Linked DNA regions of Mus musculus: all the other regions are linked to region 3. Evidence: chromatin loops called from intact Hi-C (ENCODE). Cell type or tissue: left cerebral cortex. All regions are shown on one strand.

Region 1 (2,500 bases), 63 kb before region 3:
ATCATAACTGGCTGGAAAATATTAAAATATTATCTTAACTATCTAGTCAGAAATAAAACCCAAAATGAAACAACTGTCAAGAAAATAGAGTACTGGGGACTGGTGAGAAGGCTCAGCGGGTAAGAGTACTGACTGTTCTTATAAAGGTCCTGAGTTCAAATCCCAGTAACCACATGGTGGCTCACAACCACCCGTAATGAGATCTGACGCCCTCTTCTGGCATCAACAGTGTGATTATCTATAATAATAAATAAATCTTAAAAAAAAAAAAAAAGAAAATAGAGTACCACAAACATGTGAAATTTGGCCCAACTATGACATACAGTAAAGCTCGATAGTACAGCTACTTTAGAAAGCCTACTGATGATGGGTTGCAGGGATGGCTCAGAAGTTAAGAGCACAGACTGCTCTTCCAGAGGTCCTGAGTTCAATTCCCAGCAATCACATGGTGGCTCACAACCATCTATAATTGCGATCTGATTTCCTCTTCTGGTGTGTCTTTAGACAGTGACAGTGTAGTCATACACATAAAATAAATAAATTTTTAAATTTACGAAAGGAAGGAAGGAAGGAAGGAAGGAAGGAAGGAAGGAAGGAAGGAAGGGAGGGAGGGAGGGAGAGAGGGAGGGAGGGAGGGAGAGAGAGAGAAAGAGAGAGAAAGAGAGAAAGAAAGAAAGAAAGAAAGAAAGAAAGAAAGAAAGAAAGAAAGAAAGAAAGAAAGAAAGAAAGAGAAGACCTACTGATGATTTCCTAAAGTGGTAAACTTAGACACACAAACGTGTGCACAACTGTTGGCAGCTAGACATTCGTAACAGCTAAAAAATAAAAGCCCCCAAAATGTCTGTCAACTAACAAGTGGAGACGCAAAATGTGGTGTGTTTATACAGTCTGTAAATCGGCCGTGAAAATGAGTAGAGGGCAGGGTGGTGGTGCTTGCCTTTAATCCAGCACTTGGGAAGCAAGGGAAGGCAGGCAGGTATCTTGAGTTTGAGACCAGCCTGGTCTGCAGAGTGAGTTCCAGGACAGACTGGGTTACACAGTAAGACCCTGTCTCAAAAAAAAAAAAAAAAAAAAAAAAAAAAGTTAACATCACTGTCTTTCTTGTAAGTACCTTTTAATGTTTGCCTTTTCAGTGAGTGAGCTAAGCTGTTGCTGGGTCCACAGCTATTAGAGCCTAGCAGCCCCTCTTACAGACTAGCTGCACTGTCCTCAAAGCACCTTCAGACTGCCTGAGGCAAGTGTATCCCAGCTAATTACTTCAGGCAACTTGGCTTGGAGGACTCCCACCTAGCAATGACTAGTAACCCTGTATGACCCTGTACCACTGTGGCTATTCTCCATCATGACACAAGGTGGTGCACTTCCCCTGTGATTCAGCAAAAAAGCCTGCGGTTGGTATGGTACCAGGTTTAGGATCCATTGGTAAACTTGACCTGAGACTAGTGCATATGCAAAGCCCATAACAGGTGCACAGCTGTGCACGTGCAGGGCTGAATCCACACAGGAACCTCCCACATCCTTCCCATGGCTGTAATTGGAGTCCGTCTCAGAGCAGGCTGTTTGCCACAGAGGCCTATTTAGCACCTGCATCCAGTGTTGCAAAATGTTGCTCAACAATCTCCTAAATGTTCTTTGTGTTTCTGATCTTTACTGTGATTTCAGCTCGTGGGGTACAAAGAACAGACAGGACTCTGGCTTCCAGTTCTAATGAAGATAACAATGTTGACAATGAGATGTAGCTGAGTTACAGGGAGCCTAGGGTCTCTACAGTCAAGTCCCAGAATTCTAACACCAGCCAGCCCACAAGTATTTAAAAGACAGAGGCAGGCGAGCCATCTTTGGCTATATAGCCAGTTCAAGCCAGTTTTATGAGCTTCTGCCCCATTACCCCAAAATAACTGCAACTCTAAATGGCCACCAAAGAACTCCAGAAATAACCAAGAATGGACACTACAAAGAACCAAACTTGGTGGCCAACTCCTATAATCCCAGCACTTGGCAGGAGGATCTGTGAGTCTGAGGCCAGCCTTGTCTACACATCGAATTCCAGGACAGCCATAGCTAGAGTGAGACATGGTCTTCAAAACAAAACAAAAACACTAAAAGAAAGTTAAAAAAAATACAAAGAGTGATTGAGTATTAAGAAGGGGAATAGTAGGGCTGGAGAGGTGACTCAGTGGTTGAGAACACTGACTGCTCTTCCAGAGGTCCTGAGTTCAATTCCCAGCAACCACATGGTGGCTCACAACCATCTGTAATGGGATACGATGCCCTCTTCTGGTGTGTCTGAAGACAGTGACAGTGTACTCATGTACATAAAATAAATAAATGTGAAAGAAAGAGAGAAAGAAAGAGAGAGAGAGAGAGAGGGGAGGGGAGAGGAGAGGAGAGGAGAGGAGAGGAGAGGAGAGGAGAGGAGAGGAGAGGAGAGGAGAGGAGAGGAGAGGAGAGGAGAGGAGAGGAGAGGAGAGGAGAGGAGAGGAGAGGAGAGGAGAGGAGA
Region 2 (2,500 bases), 310 kb before region 3:
CCCTCCCCTCTCCTCTCCTCCCCTCCCCTCTCCCCTCTCTCCCCTCTCTCCCCTCTCTCCCCTCCCCTCCCCTCCCCTCCCCTCCTCCCTCCCCCTCCCCCAAATGTGGTAGTACATACCATTCCAGCACTTGAGAGACAATGATGGGTGGATTTCTGTGAGTTTGAGGACAGCCAGGGCTACACAAAGAAACAGTCTCAAAAAACACCAACCACCACCACCAAAGATTTAGTTTTTAATTCTATGTGTGAGGGAGTGTGCACTTGACTGCAATGCCTGTAGCATCATCCACGGAGCTGGAGTTACAGGTAGTCATGAGATGCTCAAGTGCATGCTGGGAATGAATGTGGGTCCTCTCAAGAGCACTGAGCACTCTTAACCTATGAGCCACCTCTTCAACCCCTTGTTACTTGAGTAAATAAATTTGTGATAAAAGGATAAGAATAATACATATGCGTACATGAAGAACAGTGAGTGATACATGTATGTACATGAAGAACGGTGAGGAAAATATATTTTCCGAGAATTCAAAATAAGTGAATAATTGAGTGCAGATGTGTCTAATTTTCTGGTCCAGTAGATGCATCTGGTGAGCTTGTGCTGTTCTCCACCCAGTGTCTTATGATGCCTCTTCTCACAGGCTACATCCTCACAGTTGGATTCATGAGTTTTGCAGTGTGCTACAAATATGGGCCCCTGGAAAATGAACGAAGCATTAACCTGCTGACCTGGACGCTGCAGCTGCTGGGCCTGGGACTCATGTATTCCAGTATCCAGATCCCGCACGTTGCCTTTGCTCTCATCGTCATTGCACTGTGCACTAAGAACCTGGAATACCCTATCCACTGGCTGTGCAGCACCTACAGGTGACTAGCAGGCAGGGTGACTGTTGACATGTGGGGTATGGGATGCACTTGCAGCGAAAGGATGCTTAGTTTTTCCTTGGGAACCTCTGTAAGTGGGATGTCACCTGCTCCCACCCTTGTTCCTTTCTCTGTTGAGATAATACTTTTTTTCTTTTTTTATAATAAAAGCAACCAGTAAAGTGTCATGTGTTCCTGCTACCACTAGGTGGTGCAAATTATATCAGTGTTTGGTTTGTACATAGGCCTCAAGTTCAGGTTTCAGATCATGTCACGCTGACTGTCAAGTTGCTCTAAAACCTTAATTTTATTTGAGATGTAATTCATAGCATGGTATTCTTGGAAAAGTCAATATGGAGTGGCCCTGGATTCTGAAATGGCCATGGCTGCTCCATTGCAGGTAATCAAAACAGTACCTTCAGAGTGAGGACCTGAGGTCACAAACCACAACATTATAACATCATTTTGTTGTTTTCCCACTTATTGGAAAATAAATTATTTGTCATTTATTTGAAAATAAGTGAGTTTGACTACTCTGGCTTTTCACTCATGTTTGGCACGATAGTACACTGTAATGAAGGGTGTGTGTGGAAGAAAGCTGGGTGATGACTGTCGATGCTGAGTCTTATCTTAGTGTGGTTGTCTCCTGGGACAAGTGGACATAAGGATGGTGTGGATACTGATTAATGACTCATGGTGTTATTTTGGTGAGCACAGAAGGATGTGTAAGGCATCAGGAAAGCCTGTCCCCCCTCGCCTCCTGACAGAAGAAGAGTATCGGATACAAGGAGAGGTGGAGACCCAAAAGGCTTTACAGGAACTCCGAGAATTTTGTAACAGTCCGGAGTGCTCTGCCTGGAAGACCATATCTCGAATTCAGTCTCCAAAAAGGTAAACTCTGATAAGCCAGGTATTTCTGGGTAGTTAATGACCTCAAGTCTGACAGATGATGCTTCCAGATAACAGTGTTGTATTTTGCCCTTTGATTATTGCTCACCTAGGAGCAGTAGTCAAGAGAAAGTAGTAATCTATTTCTTGTTTCCCCAGGCAGCTACCTCACTGTTGGGGTTATATCACTAACTTGTGAAGACTTCAGTACCGTATTTAAGTGTGGCCCTTGTGTGTTTGACGTTAATGTCTGAGTCCCCACCCCCACCCCCACCCCCCTTTGGTTGGGAGCAGTTGTACCAAAGAGTATGTGAAGTTTCAGTTTGGAATCATGATAGCATAAAGTTTATAGGGCCATAAGTGCAGAGAACTGTAATGCTCAGTCTCTTCTTATCAGGTCTATGGTGACTCAGGGAACCTTAGCACTTCGTAACTACCCAGGACAAGGACAGCGTAGTTAGTGCCAAGCAGGACGAGAGTGCCCAGCATGTTGGCCTGGGATCCCAGCCTTGCCTCGTGCCTAGTTCTTGCTTCAGTCTATGCATCTGCCGAAGCAAGGGCAGGACTTTGTTAAATTCGGTATAATTTGAACTACAGGCACACTGAGCCTTTTAGTCTGTTCTTATTTTGAAAGCCGTTCAGGAAGGACAGACGTGCGCTTCCTCACAAACATCCCTCTCTTTTGCAGATTTGCTGACTTTGTGGAAGGTTCTTTCCACCTCACGCCAAATGAAGTTTCTGTTCACGAA
Region 3 (2,500 bases):
TGGCTCACATAATTGTAGAGTTTGAGAACTCTCAGGACAGGCTTACTGTAATTGAGGTCTCAGTCCAAGTCCAGGTCTTCAGATCCAATGAAACTGATCATATAACCCTCAGAGTAAGGATCCAGGGAGGCACAGGGTGAGTCCTACATTGCTGGGAGTCTATCACTCTGCCCTTGGGGACAGAATTAAAGTGTTCCAGGTTTAAGAAAGAGGAAGTCACCTTTCTGGTCCCTAACTGATTGGACAGTACCTGCCCACATGGAAGGTGGATCCTCCCATTCAGATTAGCAGTTCATTCACCAATATCCCCTGTGCACACACACCCAGAAACAATGTTTTCTAGTCAGTATTCTGCGTATGCCATTTAGTCAGTAATTATTTGCAGACTAATAGAATAAATGAAAGTCTAAGTTGACATGCAAGTTTGAGACTGACCTAGGCAGCGTAACAGATCTCCTTCCCATCACTTCCAACATACTAATAATTTTTAAACAATGTAAGAGATAAAATAAAGATTTAAAAAGCCATATTTTAGCCAGGCGTGGTGGCGCAAGCCTTTAATCCCAGCACTTGGGAGGCAGAGGCAGGCAGATTTCTGAGTTCAAGGCCAGCCTGGTCTAGAGAGTGAATTCTAGGATAGCCAGGGCTATACAGAGAGACCCTGTCTTGGAGAAAAAACAAAAATAAAAAGTAATATTTTAAGGAATATCCCCAAAGTAAATTACTCTTTTAGCTGCTAAAAACATGCAAAATAATGCTAGAAACTAAACTAAAAAGAAATCCCAAACAATTGGTGTCTCAAGTCTGCTGAGTTTGGAGAAATAGCCTGGGATACGCTAGATATTAGCTCTGAAAAAGAATGGTGCTGTCTTACAGTGTAAGGCTTGTAGGGGAAATAACTCCCAGTAGGTTAGAGGGCTGTACAGTAGGACAGCTTAAGGCAGGAAGTGGGAAAGGTTTTGTTACTTCTGTGGATGAAGTCTCAACAGAAACAAAAGAAATGACAATGCTGCCACCCAGTGGCAATTTGTGGAAAAGGCTCTACCCGAGGATCCTTTTAAGATTAAATAGCTTCTGTGTTGAATGCAATGTGGTCTATGACCGTGTTCTTTCTTTCTTTTCTTTCTTTCCTTCCTAAAAATTCATTCATTCATTCATTCATTCATTCATTCATTCATTCACTCATTCATTTTATATGAGTACACTGTCGCTGTCTTTAGACACACCAGAAGAGGGAGGGCATCAGATCCCTTTACAGATGGTTGTGAGCCACCATGTGGTTGCTGGGGATTGAACTCAGAAACAATGGAAGAGCATCCAGTGATCTTAAGTGCTGAGCCATCTCTACACACACACACACACACACACACACACACACACACACACACACACCTTCCCATCCTGTTTCTTTAACCCATAAATACTCTGCACCCTTGGGAAGATTTGAGTCTTAAGACCTCTTTTTGGCTGTCTCTTGAATAAAGCCTCTTTCGAAAGCCCTTGCTCAGGTGATAGACATATATGCAACAGGTAAAAAAAAAAAAAAACTTGTTCTGGCTCCCAATATTCTCTTCATGCTGAGTGTGCAGTAAGGACCTTACTGCCTTCTTCCCCTAAGACAACCTCCATCTTCACTGACTGCTCCCAAGGCAGTAGGAGAAACTCTTTCTCAATCATTTTACTTCTGCTGGGCATACCCAGAGTATTAGAAGGAAAATGTTAATTCCCTCTTTTTTTTTTTTTTGGTTTTTCGAGACAGGGTTTCTCTGTGTAGCCCTTGCTGTCCTGGAACTCAGGTTGGCCTCAAACTCAGAAATCTGCCTGCCCCTGCCTCCCAAGTGCTGGAATTAAAGGCGTGTGCCACCACAGCCCCCCGTTAATTCCCTTTTTAGTTATTTGTTTTGTTGTTGTTTGTATGGTTCTTGCTTTGTTTTGAGACAGGGTCTCTCTGTGTAATCCTTGCTGGGCCTGGAACTCTGCCTCCTAAGTACTGAGATTAAAGATGTGTACCACTGCATCCAACTGTTTGTTTGTTTGTTTGTTTTTAAATATCAGTCTAATAACTTTAAGTTAATTTTAAAATCTCAAGGAGAGCTGGAGAGATGGCTCAGCGGCTAAGAGCACTGACTGTTCTTCCAAAGGTCCTGAGATCAAATCCCAGCAACCACATGGTGGCTCACAACCATCTGTAATGAGATCGAATGCCCTCTTCTGGTGCCTCTGAAGACAGCTACAGTGTACTTACATATAATAAATAGATAAATAAATCTTTAAAACAAAAATCTCAAGGAACACAGCAGCCCAGGACTATAATCTCAGCACACAGAAAGCTGATACAGGAAGCCCAGGCAAGGAGTGAGTCCAAAACAACCACAGTCCAGTGCTTTAAAGTCCCTCGTGGACAGACCATGCCCAGAATGACCACGGGCTTCCAGGGCAGAGATGGCCTGAGACAAGACTACCTCAGCCTGGGGCTGTGACACTAGGGAGAGGATCAAGC

What was found. A loop is a pair of places that touch in the nucleus more often than their neighbours do. Peaks named below come from ENCODE experiments on the same cell type or tissue, not always from the same donor. Only the 100,000 strongest peaks of a DNase experiment are listed, where the experiment ranks them.
Region 1: a loop joins it to region 3, with 5 times the contacts of the local background. A loop is called at or near these places in 34 of 42 quality-filtered maps.
Region 2: it touches region 3 in a loop (3-fold over the local background); 9 of 42 quality-filtered maps call a loop at or near these places.

The regions. Positions count from the first base shown.
Region 1 is chr10:127,944,188-127,946,687 of GRCm38, forward strand. All of the region lies in intron 1 of Gm40805 (a long non-coding RNA gene), which reads right to left. Among named protein-coding and RNA genes, the nearest start is that of Gm40805, 7.1 kb to the right of the region's middle. In left cerebral cortex, a CTCF peak has its summit at 1,345; a DNase peak (open chromatin) is centred at 1,361.
Region 2 is chr10:127,693,789-127,696,288 of GRCm38, forward strand. It overlaps Nemp1 (nuclear envelope integral membrane protein 1), which reads left to right. Exons shown (of 9, transcript NM_001113211.1): 7 at 641-866; 8 at 1,581-1,754; 9 at 2,440-2,500. Among named protein-coding and RNA genes, the nearest start is that of Myo1a, 10 kb to the right of the region's middle. In left cerebral cortex, a CTCF peak has its summit at 1,074 (motif pointing right); a DNase peak (open chromatin) is centred at 1,050.
Region 3 is chr10:128,007,437-128,009,936 of GRCm38, forward strand. Hsd17b6 (hydroxysteroid (17-beta) dehydrogenase 6) reads right to left here and starts at 175. Exons shown (of 6, transcript NM_001359377.1): 1 at 47-175. In left cerebral cortex, CTCF peaks have their summits at 1,028 (motif pointing left) and 1,231 (motif pointing right); a DNase peak (open chromatin) is centred at 1,016.